Linked DNA regions of Homo sapiens: region 1 is linked to region 2. The links are chromatin loops, found by intact Hi-C in ENCODE. Cell type or tissue: endothelial cell of umbilical vein. All regions are shown on one strand. Links, peaks and the distances in the headings refer to the core of each region. The heading gives the core; the rest is flanking DNA.

Region 1 (10,135 bases), core at 731-8,730, 190 kb before region 2:
TTAATTAGGTCCCACTTGTCAATTTTTGTTTTTTTTTTTGCAATTGCTTTTGAAGACTTAGCCATAAATTATTTGCCAAAGCCTGTGTCATGAAGGATATTTCCTAGCTTTCCTTCTAGGATTTTTATAGTTTGAGGTCTTAGACTTAAGTTTTGATTGATCTTGAGTTATTGTATATGGTGAAAAGTAGTGGTCCAGTTTTATTCTTCTGCACATGGCTAGCTAGTTATCCAAGCACCATTGATTGAATAGGGAGTCCTTTCCCCATTGCTTGTTTTTGTTGATTTTGTCAAAGATCAGATGGTGTAGGTTTACAGCTTTATGCCTGGGTTCTGTATTCTATTCCATTGGTCTTATGTCTGTTTTTGTACCTACCAGTGCCATACTGTTTTGGTTATTGTAGCCTGATAGTATAAATTGAAGTTGGGTAGTGTGATGCCTCCAGGTATGTTCATTTTGCTTAGGACTGCTTTGGCCATTCAAGCTCTTTTTTTGTTCCATGTGAATTTTAGAATAGTTTTTTTCTAATTCTGTGAAAAATGACGTTGGTATTTTAAGGATAACATTGGATCTGTAAATTGCTTTGAACAATATTGCCATTTTAGCAATATCGATTCTTCCAAATCATGCTTATGGAAGGATTTTCCATTTATTTGTGTCATCTTCGATTTCTTTCAGCAGGGCTTTGTGTTCTCATTGTAGAGATTTTTCACCTCCTTGCTTAGATGAGTTCCTAGTTATTTTCTTTGTGGCTATTGTAAATAAGATTGTGTTTTTTATTTCTTTCTCAGCTAGAATGTTATTAGTATATGGAAATGCTACCAAGTTTTGTACATCGATTTTGTATTCTGAAACTTTGCTGAATTTGTCTATCAGTTCCAGGAGCCTTTTGGCAGAGTCTTTAGGGTTTTCTGTGTATAGAATCATACTGTCAGTGAAGAGAGATAATTTGACTTAATCTTTTCCTATTTGGATGCCATTTATTTCTTACTATTGACAGATTGCTCTGGTTAGGACCTTCAGTATAATGTTGAATAGGAGTGGTGAAAGTGGGCATCCTTGTCTTGTTTTAATTGTCAAAGGGAATGGTTTCAGCTTTTGCCCATTCACTATTAAGTTGGCTGTGGGTTTGTCATAGATGACTCTTACTATTTTGGGTTATGTTCTTTTGATTCCTAGTCTGTTAAGGGTTGTTATCATGACGGGATGTTGGATTTTATCAAAGACTTTTTCTGCATCTGTTGAGATGATCATATGTTTTTTGTTTTTTATTCTATTTATGTGGTAAATCACATTTATTGATTTGCATATTTTGAATCAAGCCTTGCATTGCAGGAATAAAGCATACTTGATTGTGGCAAATTAACTTTTGATGTGCTCCTGGATTCAGCTTACAAGTATTTTGTAAGCTGAACAAATACAGAGTATTTTGTCGAGGATTTTTGTATCTGTGTTTATGAGGGATATTTGCCCAAAGTTTTCTTTTATCATTGTGTCTCTGCCAGATTTTGGTATCAGGATGATGCTGGATTCATAGAATAAATTAGGGAGAAGCCCCTCCTTGATTTTTTGGAAGTTTCAGCAGGATTGGTATCAATTCTTTGTACCTCTATTAGAACTTGTCTGTGAATCATCTGGTCCAGGGCTCTTTTTGGTTGGTAGTTTTTTGTTTTGTTTTGTTTAAATTACTGATTCAATTTCTGAACTTGTTACTGGTCAGTTCAGATTTTCACTTTCTTATTGTTTGAATCTTGGGAGGTTGTGTGTTTCCAAGAATTTATCCATTTCCTCTAGATTTTCTAGTCTGTGCATAGAGATGTTCATAATAATCTCTGAGAATCTTTTGTATTTCTGTGGTATTGGTTGTAACGTCATCTTTGTCATTTCTGATTGCACTTATTTTGATCTTCTCTTTTTTTTTCTTTGTTAATCTTGTTAGTGGTTTATCAGTCTTGCTTATTCTTTTGAAGAACCAACTCTTGGTCTTATTTATCTTTTGTATGGACTTTTGGGTCTCAATTTCATTCAGCTCTTCTCTGATTTTAGTTTTTTCTTCTACTAGCTTTGGGATTAGATTGTTCTTTTTCTTCTAGTTCCTCTACATGTGATGTAAGGTCATTAATTTGAGATCTTCCTAACCTCTTGATGAAGGCATTTTTAGTGCTATAAATTTTCCTCTCTACACTGCTTTAGCTGCATCCAAAGATTTTGGTAAATTGTATCTCTATTTTCATTAATTTCAAAGAATTTTGTTATTCCTGCCTTAATTTCTTTGTTCATCCAAGAGTTATTCAGAAGCAAATTGTTTAATTTTAATGTTTTTGTGTAGTTTTGAGAGATCTTCTTGATATTGATTTCTATGTTTATTCACTGTGGTCCAAGAGTTATGCTTGGTGTGATTATGATTTTTTTTTAATTTATTGAGACTTGCTTTATGGCCAAGCATGTGGTCTATCTTAAAACATGTTCCATGTACAGATGAGGAGTTTGTATATTCTGTGGTTGTTGGGTGTAGTACTCTGTGTCAATGTGTATCCAGTTGGTCAAGTGTAGAGTTTAAGTCCAGAATTTCGTTAGTGTTCTGCCTCCATGATCTGTCTAATGGTGTGAGTGGGGTATTGAAGTCCCCTACTATTTTTTTTTTTTTTTTTTTTGAGATGGAGTTTTGCGCTTGTTACCCAGGCTGGAGTGCAATGGCATGATCTTGGCTCACTGCAACCTCCACCTCCCAGGTTCAAGCGATTTTCCTGCCTCAGCCTCTTCAGTAGCTGGGATTACAGGTGCCCACCACCATGCCTGGCTAATTTTTGTATTTTTAGTAGAGACTAGGTTTCATTATGTTGGCCAGGCTGGTCTCGAACTCCTGACCTCTTGATCCACCTGCCTCGGCCTCCCAAACTACTGGTATTACAGGCATGAGCCACCGCACCCAGCCTGAGGTCCCCCACTATTATTGTGTGGCTAAGTCTTCTTGTAAGCCGAGAATAACTTGTTTTATGAATCTGGGTGCTCCAGTGTTGGGTGTGTATATGCTTAAGTATTTTAAAGCAAATCTCAGAAACTTATCTGCATCTCTTAAAATGGACATTGTTAAACCACAGGGCTGTATCACATCTAAGCAAATTAACAGTAATTCCTTGGTATAATCAAATTGCTACTTTGTGTTCAAATCTCTTAGAACGAATAACCCTAAAAAGATGTTTTTTGAGGCATATCGGGAATTTGGTAAGTTTTAACGTGTCAAATATTGCTAAAACTTAACATGCTTTTCATTTACAGGACTAAGATTTGAATTTATTATGTATATGAAGATCTTAAAATTTAAGCCATTAGCTAAAGAAACTATTGGAGGAGATCTTTTATTGTATTCTGTCAGCTGTTTAACTCAGTAATGAGTAAGACAAAAATCATACATTCCTTTATTTTTCTGTATGTTGGCACTTGACTGAGTAAAATTTGAAAATGCAGCAGATTATGGGGTGCATTTTATTACATAATTTAATTAACAAAAAATCATTGATAACGTAGTGCAGGCTAGGCCAGACTAGGCATATAGTCATGAACAGGCCAGACGTGTTACTTGGATTCAGGAGAGCTCACAATCTTATTTTAGGGCCCTTATAGATAAGAAATAAAAGAATAGTTTATGAAACAGTTTACTTTGGAGCAACATATTAGCATTCTTACTTAAATTCTTAACTATGTTAAGAATGTATACTATGCTTTTAAGGACTTCAGAAATGTAGATTGAATGTGAAATGGCAAAAATAAGTATCAAAGTTTATTTATAATATTGACCTGATATGTATGCACTTACCTGTAGTTATGTGACTATACAAAGAGTAATAATCTTTTTTTTTTTTTTTCATTCCTGAAAGCCATTTTAGCTTGATTTTGGGGAAGAGATGGTTTCATTATTGCTTTTTTAAAGCTTGATTTAATGTAGTGTTGAATTTTTTACAATTGCTAATAAACCCTAATCATACTGACATTTATGTGAAAACATTGTGCATTCTGAGGCAGAAATACATTCTTAGGAAGACCTAAACAAGATCTTAGTTTGGAAATACTTACAAATTGTGGTTAGATTAAAACATTTAGACTAATATAAGAAATTTTTAAGATACCTCTGGTTGGGCCGTCTTGCATGCTACATTCGTTTTTTTTCTATTAATTACACCAAATTAATGTTTTTTAAAGAAAAAATTCCAATTTTAAAGTTTCTTAGGCATGAGAGATGAAGACTAGCAAGAAAGGATGATATGGCCAAAGAAATGAAGGTGTGAAAAACTCTCACAGCTCTGTTGATTTTTTGCTTTTCTTACTTTCTTATATTCAAACACATCATTGATAATAAATTTACTTCAACGCCTTCTAATTCCTCCCAAAAAAGGAAATTTAATTAATTTCTTTCAGAAAGAGGAATAAAGAGGCCAGGTGAGGTGGCTCACACCTGTAATCCCAGCACTTTGCGGGGCCGAGGCAGGCAGATCACTTGAGGCCAGGAGTTCCAGACCAGCCTGGCCAGCATGGTGAATCTCCATCTCTACTAAAAATACAAAAATTAGCCAGGCATGGTGGCGTATGCCTGTAATCCCAGCTACTTGGGATGCTGAGACAGGAGAATAGCTTGAACCTAAGGGGCAGAGGTTGCAGTGAGCTGAGATCACTGCACTGGGCAACAGAATGAGACTCTGTCTCAAACAAAGAGGCCTAAACAAGTATTTGAGAAGGCAGATAATGTTGAATTTGGTGCATTATTTTGTTACTTTGTAGAAGAGATAATTATTCTTACTGTAAAATTGCATGACATAATGTTGGTCACTTACTGCAGTGATAATCTGAGAGAAAAGGCCGAACCAGAAACGTATTTTTCTTCCTTTGCTTATTTGGAGTTAAGACCATACCCTTCAGTCCACAAGGTGGCAGCATTTGTTTACTTTGACAGTATCTCGACTATTAAACAATAGACAAGGTACGGAATTGGTGACATACAGTGAAGTTCACTCTCATAAGTAGAAGATGGTCCTAGGTTAGCAATGGCAAGGAACAGGAAAGAAGACAGTTAATTGCATTCTTTTTACACACAGCAATAATAGCATATTTTGCATTTTTTATTCTATTAGGTGTTCAGTGTCCACCAGAGAGAAATAGTTTGAAACTGTATAGTTTAAACTTAATATACTTAGTAGTGATGGTTGTCTTTTGAATTCCGAGTTTGAATTTTGTACAACTAGATTGTTATGGTAAAAATTGTTAAACATTCTACCTCTAGAGAGTTTTTCAATATTTTTACTTATGTTTGTTCAAACTGTTGGAATGGAGTTGTATCAAGCATTAGTAAATTCCTAAGAAGAAAATAGTTATCTATGGTGGCATTCATTGATGCTAGAATAGTCTCTGTACTGGTAATGTGGAGTGTGTTACCTACTCATTTTTAGACAACATCATAAATATTTTACATCAATTCCCTAATTCATTTAATCCTTGTATCAACCCTGGGTAGCAAGATATTGCTATTAACCTCATTTTACAGATGAAAAAAACTGAGATAGAAATTTTGTAACTTGTCCAAGATAAACCTAATGCCAATAATAGACAGAACTGAGATTTGGATACAGGCGTACCTGAATTCTAGTGCTCTTCTATTCACTTAAGGATTTATTGAAACTTTGTAAAGTTTCAGAAAACACTTTTCCTTTGAGACACCCAGAAGAAAAAGAGGAATTAATTCTTTTGAGGTTCTGACACTGTGTATCCCTATTCCTATAAGGAGGTCAAAATAATGAATATTTTTTATACTAATTTTTGACGTATAATTCTGCACCTTAGATGTCACTTTACCATAGTTTGAAACTATTCAAATTAAACTTTATGTTTCTATGATAGTTACAAGGATCATTTTTGCTAAGTTTCAATTTATAATTGCAGCAAATGTGGATCCAGATTGAGGGTAACTTTTAATATGTTCCTTATTGTAGAGTGCTTGTGAGCTTTAAATTTATACTTAAAAAGACATCTCTAGATAATTATTGACTTGTTTTCTAAGGAATGGATATGATTTTTAAGACTGCCAATGTACTTTCCCTTTTTGTCAGAAGGTATTTCCATTATTGTCTTAAGCGTTATTGACCATCTGGGGTTGGTTGAGAAATGAGATGAATGGGAGTGCAGAGGGAGGGATTTCCTTCCCAAATTTTGCCTGGGATCAGTCTTTTAAAGCAGTTATTTTTAAAGCTGTGTTTTAGGCTGAGAGATTCATCTAGGCAGGGGCCTTACCTGTCTTATTTCTTGCATATTCCTATGTCTGTAAATATTTGTTAAATGAATGCATGAATGAATGAAAATTTGTTTTACCTGCTGGGAGAGGATCCAGAGTAAGTAGGACTCTAGCATTTGTCCATATATGTCCACATATTTGCTTGTTGAAAAATATTCCTTTGAAGAAATAATCCTTAGGCTATAAAAGAAGTTTGTGAATTACCAATGACATGTGACAGAAATATAAATTCATGTTAACAACTTAAAAAGGAATGCAAGATTGTCAGCAAGTGTTGGTGAGTTTTCTACTTCTATGGTAATTCAAAACATACATGATTCAAAATAAAGGTTAAAAAGGAAACACAAACAATCTAAGCTTAAACTTTGAAAGTCACTACATGTATTCCCACCCTCATAACTTCTACCCTAAAATTTTCTTCTTCTAATCTCGACTTGGTTTTCCTGTTTATTTTCCCTTGCCTTTATTAGAGGCTTGTCAGTAGTACAGAGTGAAGCCATAAGCTGAAATAATTTTACACATATCCACAAAACAAGCATTAATTAGGTTAGCATTTAAAATTTTAGTAGACTTGTGAAGGTTTGTCACAAACCAGTGTTTGGTATCCAAGAAATAAAAGTAGAACTTACGTCTAGAAGCCACATTTTAAGGTTAATATAAGGAAGATCTTTGTAGTCAGCAGTGTGCTGAGGTAGAATAACCTTCCTCAGGAGGCAGTTGCCATACATTCTTAAGACTTTTTAAAACCAAATTCTAGCCATTTTATTTAGAAAATCTTTCTGTGATCCTAAGATCAGTTATATATTCACGTATATTTGTCTAGAATATTTTTATGCTTAATTTTTTTCAAAATCATACCTATTCATGTCAAACAGTTTAAGTGCTGAGAGTGTAAGAGTGATGTACATGGTAGTGAGGACACAGACGGTTAAGCGAGTATACTAGGCTGTTCTCGCCTTGCTATAAAGAAATACCCGAGACTGGGTAATTTATAAAGAGAAGAGGTTTAATTGGTTTACGGTTCTGCAGGCTTTGCAGGAAACATGGTGCTGGCATCTGCTCAGTTTCTAGGGAGGCCTCATCATCATGGTGGAAGGTGAAGTGGGAGCAGGCAAGTCACATAGCTAAAGGAGGGGCAAGTGAGAGAGAGTGAGGGGGGAGGTACCACACATTTTTAAAATGACCAGATCTTGCGAGAATTCACTATCATGAAGATAGCACCAAGCCATGAGGGATTCATCTCCATGATTCAGTCACCTCCCATCAGGCCCTACCTCCAGCATTATGGATTACAAGTTCAATATGAGATTTGGGCAGGTACAAATATCCAAACTCTGTCAGTCAATATCTAGAATAAAGTGTTTTAAGTGCTTTGAAAGTATTTACAGTGTACAGTATGGAGAAGAATTGGACAGAAGCAGGAGTGGTTGCACATGGGAGCTCATGCCCATAATACCATTGCTTTGAGAGGCAGAGACAGGAGGATTGCTTGAGGCCAAGAGTTCAAAACCAGCCTGGGAAGCATAGCAAGACCTCATTTCTACAAAAATAAAAAAATCAAAAATTAGCCAGGCCTGTGGTGTGCACCTGTAGTCCTAATGAGGAGGGTGAGGTGGAAGGATCTCTTGAGCCCAGGAGCTCAAGGTTACAGTGAGCTATGATGGCACTACTACACTCCAGTCTGGATGACAGAGGTTTTTTTGTTTTATTTTTTTTGAAATGGAGTCTTGCTCTGTTGCTCAGGCTGGAGTGCAGTGGTGCGGTCTTGGCTCACTGCAACCTCTGCCTTCTGAGTTCAAGTGATTCTCCTGCCTCAGCCTCCCGAGTGGCTGGGATTACAGGCAAGTGCCACCACAGCCAGCTGATTTTTGTATTTTTAGTAGAGACGGGGTTTCGCCATGTTGGCCAGGCTGGTCTCGAACTCCTGACCTCAGGGATCCACCCACCTCGGCCTCCCAAAGTGCTGGGATTACAGGTGTTAGCCACCGTGCCTGGCTGGCAGAGTTTTTAATTTAAAAAAAAAAGTTAAAAAAAAAAAAAAAAGGCAGCACAAGTGGCAATAGGGAGATACAGTATGTAGGTTCTGGGAGGTCTGTGGGGCAAGGCAGAAGAAGTATTTAAGAATGTATAAGAACTAGGGTAGCCAGAACTTCGTGATTGATTTGATGTTGACCTTGAAGCAGAGGGAAATAACTTCTAAGGTTTTGGTTGGAGCAGCTGGGCAGGGAAAATATGGGTATCATTTACAGAGATGGGGATACTGGAGGAGGAGCTTGTTCAAGTAGCAACAGGGTTCGTGGGGGATATCTAACATTTGACATAAATTTTCTGGTTATACAGAGATGAGGTGAGGGCTGTGAATTTGGAAACTTTTGCAGCTAGTAATTGACACCATAGTTGTAGATATATAGAACACTGACTAACATTTGAAGACTTGGTAGCTACAGAGGAACTAGTAAAGCACACTGAGAAAATTGGAAAGGAGGATGAGAGAGTGTATTGCCATGCAATCCAAAGGGGAAAGGAGATAATCTGTTGGATTAGATCATGAGATCTTACAGATGGGATTGGATCTGAAGCAAAGTAAGACTTTTTGCCTTAATTAGAAGGGAGGCTGCTGCCTTCTGGGTAATATAAGGAAACAAGAAGAGAGTGGATGCAGAGGCAGGTACTTTTTTAGATTTGCTGGCAAGGTGTCAAAGGGTCCTTAAAGAGCTTATGCAGTAAGTAAGTGAGGGAGAACCCTCTGGGGATGGTGGTCAGGGAGAAGTGTTCACATCTTTGGCAAGAATACTTCTTCATCTTTGTACTTCTAGCACTGGATAGTTTACTTGATACCTAGTGGGTATTCCTGTTTACCTGATATACCTGAGGAATACTCGATTGGAGGATAAATAACTTAAATTCAAGGTAGAAAATAAATAGTAAATGCTTGTGGCAAGTCAATAAAATACTGTGGGAGTAGACTAAAGAGAGAGTTCTCTTGAGGTGATGGCTTCTAGTTTCCTGGACACATTTGAAATGCTGCTTTAAAGTTTTCTTTAATGAATTCCTAAGATTATTCTTTCTGTGCTTGATTTTAAAGATAGGATGCTGCACTAACATATTTACTTTTATTGCTTCATTATGTCCAAAACCACGTATTACTGTATTACATATAATTTCTTTTCTTCTTTTCTTTTTTTTTTCTCTTGAGATGAGGTCTCACCCTGTTGCTCAGGCTGGAGTGCAGTCGTGCAATCCTGATTTACTACAGCCTTGACCTCCTAGGCTCAAGTGATCCTCCCACCTCAGCCCCTGTGGCTAGGACTACAAGCACGTGCCACCACGCCTGGCTAATTTTTGTATTTTTTTGTGGAGACAGGATCTCACCATGTTGCCGAGGCCAGTCTCAAACTTCCAGCCCCCATTGATCCACCTGCCTTGGCCTCCCAAAGTATGGGGATTACAGTTTTGTAATTCCTTGCAGAAGTTTGTGGTGGAGGTAGTACTTGTTAAAGGCTGGGCTGTTGTTGTACTTAGCAAGTTTAAAGGGAAGGCATTTTGCATTTCCTCTGGATAAAACGTGGAAGAAAAATAAGAGAATGTAATTATTCACATATATTCAATTATATAGACTACTTCTAGAGAAGTCCTTTGTAAATCTTTAGAGTGCAACTAGTAATTTAAAACAGGAGTTAGAAGGATTGGTTTGAATGAATAAAGTTCATTCATTCAAGGTTTCATGTGGTTTGGAAAAAAATGTGCTTTTATCTCTTAGTTATCTAGCTTAACTGGAAATAGGCTCAATTAATCATATTTAAATAAGATGAAATGAGACCTTTGAAATTTTTCTGTGTTTTATATGGCATGTTG
Region 2 (10,135 bases), core at 1,112-9,111:
TGTCACTGTGGGGTTTAGGGAATAGGTGGGCAGAGTGCCCATGGTCCTATCACCAGACTACATTGCAATCCAGCTGTGCTGGTGTATTAGTCCGTTCTCACACTGCTATGAAGAACTACCTGAGACTGGGTAATTTATGAAGAAAAGAGACTTAATTGATTCAAAATTCCTCGGACCTAACAGGAAGCATGACTGCGAAGCCTCAGGAAACTTACAGTCATGGCAAAAGGCAAAGAGGAAGCAAGTACGTCTTAGCATGGCAGAGCAGGAAAGAGAGAGAGGAGGGTAGTGCCACACACTTTTAAACCATCAGATCTCATGAGAACACACTCACTATCATGAGAACAGCAAGGGGGAAATCCGCCCCCATGATCCAATCATCTCCCACCAGGCCCCTCCCCTGACATATGGGGATTACAATTCAACATCAGATTTGAATGGGGACACAGAGCCAAACCATTTCAGCTGGCCTCATAAGGAGTGAAACCAAGAAAACACTGCGGGACCCCCTGGAAGCTGGGCATAGAGAGGGTCACGCTCTACCCAGCTGGGTCACTCAGGAGACTAGGGACTCAGATAGCTCTTTTTCTTCTGAGTTGGGTCTTCTGTCTCTGCCCAGCAGTGGCAATCAGCCTTGTCAAGTCCTCCGTGGAGAATGATGATGGCTTGAGGTGAACAAACACTACAGTGTTGTAGAAATGGAGGAGACAGAGCTGCCGTTGGCATGGGTCCTTGTCATCCCCTCCCCTGCTTCCCCTCCTAGTATCATCCCCTCTCCTGCTACACCGTGTGACCACCCACCCCTCGGGCAATTCCTCCAGCCTCCGTGTGAGGCAAGGAGTTGAAGGTGGAAGCTGGATGAGCTGGGGGTGTGAGAGGTGGAGCGTAAGGTGGGCAGGGACTGTGTCTCATCCAGCTTGGTGTCATCAGCACCTGGAACAGAGTGGGTGGCAAAAGATGTGTGGCTTATGAAGCAACATCGGGACGCTCATGGTCCAGTTTCTGAGCAGTGCGCTGTTTAACAACCAATGTGTCATTTCAAAAAGACTCAAGTTCGTTACTGTCTTTTCTTGAACTCCTTGGAGGGAGATATGTAGACCACAGCAACATTCCTAAAACATCTTGAAAGTGCTGCCTGCCGCTGTGTCTCTGCTTCCTCCCTGCAGCTCATAGGTCCCAGCGTGGATCACACATGTCCATCCAGCAGGTCCTTCCCCTCCTGCCTTCTGGAAAGCTGTCCTGGACCATGGCCCTCTGCCTGCTCCCCCTACCTCACGTCCATGCTGCACACCTCCTCTCTGTACCCAGTGCTCCTGTTAGAACCCACTGTGTGTGTTCTGCTGGTTTCTTTGATTGTCTCTCCCCACCCACCCTGGCCACCACTAAGTTGTCAGTTCCACGTGGATAGGGACAAGCCTTTTATAGCCTAGCATTGTGCCTTGGTACATAGTAAATGCTCCAAAAAAAAAGTTTGTCAAATAGAAGGTATGCTCCTTGCTTTAGGACTTGCTTTTTATTGAAAGAGATAAGCTGTAAAGACATCCTTACAAATAAAATGTGTAATGTGTCGGAAGGGGAGTGAACCTTACAGAGGGGCCCTGAGGAGTGTGAGGAGGAATCCCAGCACAGGAGCTGGACTTGTTCTAGAAGTGACATCCCGGTTTCTCCGTGGAGCCGCAGGATGCACATTCCCTGTGACAGACAGGGCCAGCAGCTGCCCAATGCGCCATCACAACTTTAATGTAAATGTAGCTGTGTTTGTATGAACGAATACACAATTCAGTGGTGTCACATGATGCTGAGAGGGAAAATGGCCTGATGGGACAGCCTGTCTGCAGCTCCATACCAACACATGCCCTCGTGCCATCTTCTCCTCAGTGGAGGTCCAAGGCCTGTTCTTATTAAAAAAAATAAAGGCTGTATGCGGCCGGGCGCAGTGGCTCACGCCTATAATACCAGCACTTTGGGAGGCCGAGGCGGGCGGATCACAAGGTCAGGAGATCGAGACCATCCTGTCTAACACGGTGAAACCCTGTCTCTACTAAACCTACAAAAAAATTAGCCAGGCATGGTGGCGGGCGCCTGTAGTGCCAGCTACTCGGGAGGCTGAGGCAGGAGAATGGCGTGAACCCAGGAGGCGGAGCTTGCTGTGAGCTGAGATCGTGCCACTGCACTCCAGCCTGGGCGACAGAGCAAGACTCCATCTCAAAATAAATAAATAAATAAACAAATAAAGGCTGTATGCAAGCTAAGGAGTGGCCTTCATGTCCCAGATCTGCCTGGCTTTGCCCTTTTTAGCTGTGTGATTTTTTTTTTCTTTTTTTTTTTTTTTAGACTGAGTCTTGCTCTGTCACCAGGCTGGAGTTCAGTGGCTTGATGTTGGCTCACTGCACCCTCCACCTCCCGGGTTCAAGTGATTCTCCTGCCTCAATCTCCTGAGTAGCTGGGACTACAGGGGTACGCCATCATACCCAGCTAATTTTTGTATTTTTAGTAAAGACAGGGTTTCACCATGTTGGCCAGGGTGGTCTTGATCTCCTGAACTCGTGATCTGCCCGCCTCAGCCTCCCAAAGTATTGAGATTACAGGCATGAGCCACCGTGCCCGGCCTAGCTGTGTGATCTTAATTCTCTATGCCTTGGGTCCCTTATCTCTGAAGCGGGGATGGTAATAGCATTGACCTTATGGGGTTATTGCAAACATTAAATGAATGAATATGGGTAAAACAGGTCAGCGCCTGGCCCATCTGAAGACCTGGAAAGTACCAGGTGTTAGCTGTGATTGTACTCTGTGCACAAGCCCTCTGTGGTTTGGAGCATTTGTTATCCTCTCTGAGCCACAGCCACTGCTGTACATGTGTAAACACTCTCTACAGAATTTGGAAAATGCAGCCTGGGTGGCTTCCTGGGAAACATAGATTAGGACTGGATGCCCCAGGGAGGTAAGGTTGACAGGTGTAGCAAAGAAAACTACAGGGAGCCCAGTTACATTTTAATTTCAGATAAATAGCAGATACTTTCTTTGGTATAGATATTTCCCATTCAGTACAGTATTTGGGATATAAACTTGAAAAATTTATCACTGAAATTCAAATTTAACCAGGTGTTCTATATTTACTCTGGCAACCCTGCTGGGAGGGTTTCTTCAAGGCATTGCCTTCTGATCTGGTAGCCTACAGCCTGCCAAAGTGAAGGGGAAGACAGGAGCCAGGGATTAAAACCAATGACCCATCCTGGAGCCTCTAAATCATGCCTTTAAGTCTCGCTACCCTCAGTGGCCCATTGGCCCATCCTGGAGCCTCTAAGTCATGCCTTCTGTGACTTCAGACTTTGCCAGGGCTCTTCAAGGTGTCTGTGCAGCATTGCATGGCTCCAGCAGGCACTGAGAAGAAATCGTATTGACTTGACTGATTGAATGAATGAAGGAATGAATGGGGTTATAGTGGGTCTGAAGCCTGCGGAGTGTGATTGGAGGGACATCAAGAGGCTCCATTCCTCAACATTTGTTAGCCACGCTTCCCCGAGGTCTGCAGACTTTACCATGAGAGAGCCATTCCTCAGAGCTAAGGAATTTGTCCACTGGAGCCTCCATTAAAGTGGAGTAGGCCTGGGAGGGGCCATACTCAGTGCCAGCAGCCCTTCCCACATTGGCAGGCTCTGTGAGTTACACAGGGTGTGTGTAGGTGGGGACACTCAGGGCTCTGCAGTCAGGATGCCTGGATTTGAATCCCAGCTCCATTCACTGAAACAGGCATTGATTCTCCCTATATTTTCTCCATCTCCCATTTCAGTCTGGCAGCCTTGGAAGTTGCTCAAAGGCAGCTGTTCTCCATGCCTTGGTGCAGAACTAAACACATTGAAGAGCTTATGCCAAATGCCATTGAGGGTAATGAGAAAGAGAGAGATAGACGGAAAGAGTGATGTTTCCCCATAATGGGTTGAGAGAGAGTGAGGATCTGGGAACTATCTGGTGAAAGCAAATTGGGGAGAAGCAAGAGCTTAGAGGAGACTTCTGGCTACTTTCTGAAGGTTCCAGGCCCTAGGAGTTGTGTGGGCCTGGAAGGACATCGTGGGCAGGATAACGGGTGTCTCAATAGCAGACAGTATAGACAGATCAACAGCAACGGTAATTGAGTGCTTTGTGCCTGGCACTGTGGTAAACGCCTTACAGGTATTCATCCATGCTTAGAGTAGCCGCTTCTGTTTCCCCGTGAGAAGTTGAGGGGCGGAGAGTTTAACTTCAGAACCACCAGGAGGTCTTCTTTGAAGCCTGGGCTTGCATTAGATCTGGGGTGAGAGATTTTATGGTGACTGAGGGTAAATTTCTCTCAAGCTGGAGGGGATGAAGACTCATACTTGTATTTGAGTCAATTTAAAGAAAAAAAAAAAGAAATGTGATATTTGGTTTGTCACTGAAATCTGGACTCCTTGTACACCTTCATTATGGAGATTTGTTCGTTGGACTCCAATGTGCTCCAGCCTGACCCGCTCAGGCCCCTCCGAGGCAGGAGGATGCGCAGGCATCGGACTGCTCCTTAGGGAGTGGCGGGGAGGGGTTCTGCTCGATTTACCTCTTGGCAGCCATCAGAGCCTCCCTGGGGGAGGAGGGAGCTGGGAGAGAGTGGCAGGGGCTTCACGTGCGAGCGCTAAGTCCGAGCCCTGTGCCCCAAGCTGCCCGGTGCCTGCACAGCCTCCCCGGCTCCTCATAAAGGCTCTGAGTCTAGCACAGTATCTCCAAAGGCCACTAGGGGCAGTGTCAGCCTGCGCTTCCCAGGGCTAGCCCAGTCGTCGGCCTCCGGAGAATCCCCAAGAGGTTCCCAAACAGGCAGATTCTGGTACCAGTGCTGGAGGTTCAGTGGGTCTGGGGCAGAGCCCTAGGAATCTGTATTTTCACAAGCACCTCCAGTCGATTGTGATGGGCAGTCAGGTTTGGGAACCACTGATCCTGGCTTACCTTCTACCCATTTCCGGCATCCTCCGTCGCCTCCTCAGGCCCAGCCCCTGACCACAGCTCATCCAGCCTCAGTTGGAACTCTCCTTGTTGTCGATTGTTCAGAATGCCTGACAGTTCTTTCTTCCACTGAGCCAAAGGCTCGCCTCCCGCTGCTGTCCTCTGACCCACATCCTCCCGCAGTGCTGTGCTGTGCCTGCCTTCGCCAGCATCTCTCCCCTGCCGGGCCCAGCACGGATCACCTCTCCCTACCTGCTGCCCTCGGTGCGGCTTTCCTCCTGGCGGCACAAGGCTCCCGGACGGCCCACCCTGTGCTTGTTCGCTGGACGTGTCTGTTGACGCCTCTGTAAATACACAGCCACGCTGGAGCCTTAACCTCCAAGACGTCTGATGGGGAGAAGAGGCACAGAGCCCCCTTTCTCCCTGGGAAGCTGCTGCCTTTCGTGGGGGACCTATGTAGGTCTAAGAGCTAATCATACTAAAGGGAAAGTTAAGCACAGAATAGTCCTCTCCCCACTGTCACACTAGCCCAATTCCACAACTGTTGTTACTTTTCTTTAAAAAAATTGACCTGGCATGGTGGCTTATGCCTGTAAACCCAGCACTTTGGGAGGCCAAGGTGGGTGGATCACCTGAGGCCAGGAGTTGGAGACCAGCCTGACTAACACAGGGAGTCTCATCTCTATTCTACTAAAAATACAAAAATTAGCTGGGTGTGGTGGTGTGTGCCTGTAATCCCAGCCACTTGGGAGGCTGAGCCACGAGAATCACTTGAACCCAGGAGACAGAGGTTGTAGTGAGCCGAGATGGTACCCCTGCACTCCAGCCTGGGAGATAGAGTTAGACTCTGTCTCGAAAAAAAAAACAATTTACCTTAACATATTTATTCAGTTGCTACTAGGGTATGTATACCGTTTCATATTCTGCCATTTTCATAAAATACTATTTCCCCACATCTCTGCATAGTCTTCCTAATTCCATTATAATGGCTGCATAGTACCACATCCTGTGGCCTGGGTTCAAGTCTCTGTCTTCCACCAGCATGCTGCAGGCACCCTAACATGCCATTGTTCCTCTCCATGAGCTGATCCTGTCCCCATGGGCCTGGCATGCTTGTCCATCATTTTGTTTTATCTTCTAGCCCTTGCACTAGATATAACCATACAGTATCCCTGTCATTTGGGGCATAGATAGGCTAACACTTGCTTTATGGCACTGTCCATAGGGGGCTGCAAAACAGAAGAGCTATTTTAGCTGTTATCTGTTAGACCGCTCTTTGCTAATCACCACTACCATTTATGGAGCTATCATGGGCCAGTCTTAGATTGGGCATTTGGTGCGACTTATCCCAGGCAATTCTGAAAGCAACTCTATGAGATATCCATACACCAGTCCACATTACAGATGAGAAAACTCAGGCTCAGAAAAGTTAAGCAAGTTATCCAAGATTACACAGCATTTACAGGACAGAGAGGGATTCAGGCTCAGGTCTGGGGCACTGCTAAGTTTCTGCTTATGTCGCTCTCTTACATTTCAAGAAATGTAATCCGTCTCACGTGTATTTGAGCCCCTGCAAAATAAGCCTTAATGTAATGGAGTTGTAGCAAACCTTACTGATTTTGTATTTCTCCAACCCAGGCCTAGTGATAGGCTTTTTCTCTCTTATGTTGGTTGAAAAACATGCCCTCTCAACCCACTGTGCAGACTGAGCAATTGATGCATAGGCACAGGAGGCCACTAGGCCAGAGAAAGGTGGGGGATTAGAACTCAGGTCACATAGTGTCAGAGAGCAGATGGAAGGCCAAGAGGAGAAAGGGGTCATCGGGGAGATGCCTGTGGTAGGCAGGTCTGTCTGCAGTTCAGCTCCTGTGAGGTCCTGGCACCAGGGTCAAACCATCTCCCATCTGTACCTTCTCATTCTACCTTTCAGGAATAGCTTTTGCCCAGGCTCTGCAGCCCAACATTGCCCTCGCTGTGGGCCCAGCTCACATAGCCCTCCTGCCTGGCCTCTCCTGACCTTTCCTGCCCCACAGCAATCATGCACTCCTCTGAACTCCTCTGCAATTACAATTTAAATAATTCATTTGGCAATTAATCATATCTTGCCTTGTGACATCTCTTCTGTTCCACGTTGAGCTGTTATTTAGAAGTGCAATTGTTTAACTTCCCATGAGCAGCATATGCTGCCTTGCTAATCTAGTCCAGTTTTTTGTTGTTTCTTTCCTGGCAGTCAATCAAACCAGGGGTAACAATTTGAGGCCCCATTGGTGGGGGGTAGGCAGTGGGCAGAGATCCCCATTCAGGAGGCCATGGAGCAGGCAGCCAAGAGCCCTCTGACAACAGCCTCTTAGAGAGCAAGACTGCCATCACACTCCTCAGCCTCCTTTTCTCCTGATTCCCCCAGTTATGAAACAGCTCTGGATACAAACAATCTCAGGAATTTTCCATGCATTTGTACAGTCTCCTTGACTGGATTAGATTTCCTGTGGGCAAGGACCATTCATTCTATTTTCAGTGAGGCTGCCTAACATGATGTGGCAAATCCTGAAATGAGGGAGAGAAGCCTGAGAATTGAGTCCCAGCTCTGCCACTTACTACCCATCAGCCCAAGTAAGTCATTTTACTTCTCTCAGCCTCAGTTTTCTCATTTCTAAAAAGGGGGAAAATACCCATCTCATGAAAGTGTTAAGAGAATCATGGAACAAGTGCTTATATTCACACTGTATATGTACTCTAAGCAGCTTGCACACATCAACTCCTTTAATACTCATATTCACTCAAAGTAGATTCTATTATTATTTCCATTATACACAAAAAGATTAACAAGTGAGGAGCAAAATAAGTGGGGGTGTGTTCTTTAGGGGATACAAGGAAGGCCTGCCAAGAACAATGGCGAGGGACGAGTTTCACGCCTGTTGGGTGTCTGGGTGTCAGTGGGGGGAGATGGGTGGAAGGAGAGGTAGATGGAAGCAGGCACTGGGCAGGGTGTGGCCCTTGAATGTTCCCAGGAGTTTCCAGGCTTTAGGCCTGAGATACAGAGGGGAGAATGGGAGTTGGGATGGTTCCAGGCTTCAGTGAATTCCAAGATCAATGTATTTGCTTGAGGTGAACTTGACCTGGGAGGAGAGGAGTAACCCCAAGGCAGTCACAGATGTCTCTGGAGAGTGAAAATGAGAAAAACGTGTCCAGAGGGTTTTATCCATCCCCATCCCTCCTAAAGGTGAGGGCTAGAAGTTATTTTACTGTAACTCAAGCCTGGGGAGGAATCATAAGTCTTTTAGCACCATGAGTGTGGGAGCTGCACTAACAAGAAGTCTTCTTTTCCCTGTAAAAGATCCCATTGTTTGTAGATGGTCTCAGGGAACATAGCCCAGCTGGAGGGCCTCTTCTCCGGCCCTGACACTAGTCCGGCCCTGACAGTAGTCCTCCTCTCAGGATCGGTAGTGCCTCCTTCTCCCCTCCCAAATGCAGCAACCTAGCTAGAAAAACAGACAGGGACTGATACAGCACACCAGGTGCTGGCCAGGAGCAGATGGGATCTCAGGAGAGGAAGACAACGGGTTAAATGGAAGAGGGGAGGGAGAGGGTCTGGGGGAGGCTGTCCATTGACCAAGGACATGGCCAAGTGTAGGCTCAAGAATTCTGGACCTCTAGCGGGGTGCAATGGCACCTACCTGCAATCCCAGCTACTTGGGATTGCTTCAGTCCACTAGTCTGAGACCAGCCCGGGTGAGACCCTGTCTCGGGAAAAAAAAAAAAATTGTGGACCAAAAAGGGCTTGGAAACAATTGGATAGACTAGGAAAGCTGTTTCTGACCCCTGCATCTTTGGGGTTCAGCATGGTAGCCACTAACCACAGGCGGCTTTAAGTACCTGAAATGGGACTTTTCCTGAGATGTGCTGTAAGTGTAAAATGCACACCAGATTTCAAAAACCTGGTATGAGCCAACAGAATGTAAAATATCTCATTATTAATTTTTAAATATTGATTACATATTGAAGTCATATTTAGGATAATACTGGGTTAGGTAAACATTATTATTAAAAATCCCTTTTACCCGTTTTTTGAAGTGTTTTTCCTGCTTACTAGAAACTAAAACTACGAACATGGCTCGCATTATATTTTTATTGGGCAGGGCTGCTCAGCCCTTTTGGTGCCCAGATGGTTACAGGCTGAGGGGAAAGCATTCTGTTGTAGACTCTACCCCATCCCCCAGCCTTCTGAGTGGGGTCACAGGAATCCCAGGACCCCTAGAACATGGCCTTGACCTACAGGGGGAGAACAGTGGGAGAGAAACAGGGAATAAGTGAGGGAAATGAGGCCAAAAAGGATGATTCTGGTTCTTGAGTCTACCTGGTTGGTTAGTGGCAGAATCTAAAGCACTATTGTAGAAACTATGGGGCTAAAGGGATGAGGGAAATACAGCCGCTCGTCTTCTGGGGGCTCACAGTCAAGTGAAAGTGGGTGAAACTGAGGCATCTTAAATGAGCATCTGTAGGAAGTGATCAAAAAGCACTGCCATACAGCCTGGGGGTCCTCATTGATGAAGAAGCCTCTCAACCTGAAGGCAGCGTCTGGAGAGAGCCAGGATGCTGGAATCAGAGGGAAAGAAGAGAAGAGGGACTCAACATTTGTTCAGAGCCCCTTTTATTCATTTAAGCCTCAGAAGATAATCATGTTTGGTGCTACTGCCCCCAATTGTGGATGAGGAAAACTGAGGCTTAGACAGCCAAAGTACCTTGTTCAGGGTCAAGAGCCACTACCTCCCAGAAGATGAGCTGTTTGAGGGGCTCTGCTACTTGCTAACTGTGTGGCTTTAGGAAACGTGCAGGACTTCTCTGAGCCTGTCTCCACCTCTCAACAGGCTATTATGAAGACTAGATGAGATGATAATTGGGAAATGCTTCATAAATGGGAACTGTAATGCCTTCGTATCCAGCTCACAGGAGATGCTCAACATGCTGACTATTCCCAAATGTAGATCTCTAGCCTGCACATTTTCACTTGGATGTTTAACAGGCATCTTCTTAAACTCAATGCACCCAGAATTAAACTCCTGATATTCCCCTCCAAATCTGCTCCACATTCTAAGTTGCCAAATCCTTAGAAATATGTTTGAGTCTTCTTCTTTAGTGTACCTCTATATCTAAGCCACCAACAAATCTTATTGGCTCCTACTTTCAA

The links. Peaks named below come from ENCODE experiments on the same cell type or tissue, not always from the same donor. Only the 100,000 strongest peaks of a DNase experiment are listed, where the experiment ranks them.
Region 1: it touches region 2 in a loop (10-fold over the local background); 7 of 110 quality-filtered maps call a loop at or near these places.

Annotation. Positions count from the first base shown.
Region 1 is chr1:176,068,523-176,078,657 of GRCh38, reverse strand. The region is part of intron 11 of COP1 (COP1 E3 ubiquitin ligase); the gene reads left to right. Among named protein-coding and RNA genes, the nearest start is that of MIR1843, 110 kb to the right of the region's middle. In endothelial cell of umbilical vein, for the core only: a CTCF peak has its summit at 4,902 (motif pointing right); a DNase peak (open chromatin) is centred at 4,937.
Region 2 is chr1:175,882,744-175,892,878 of GRCh38, reverse strand. It overlaps LOC124904458 (a long non-coding RNA gene), which reads left to right and starts at 6,143. Exons shown (of 2, transcript XR_007066743.1): 1 at 6,143-7,560. In endothelial cell of umbilical vein, for the core only: a CTCF peak has its summit at 4,745; a DNase peak (open chromatin) is centred at 4,748.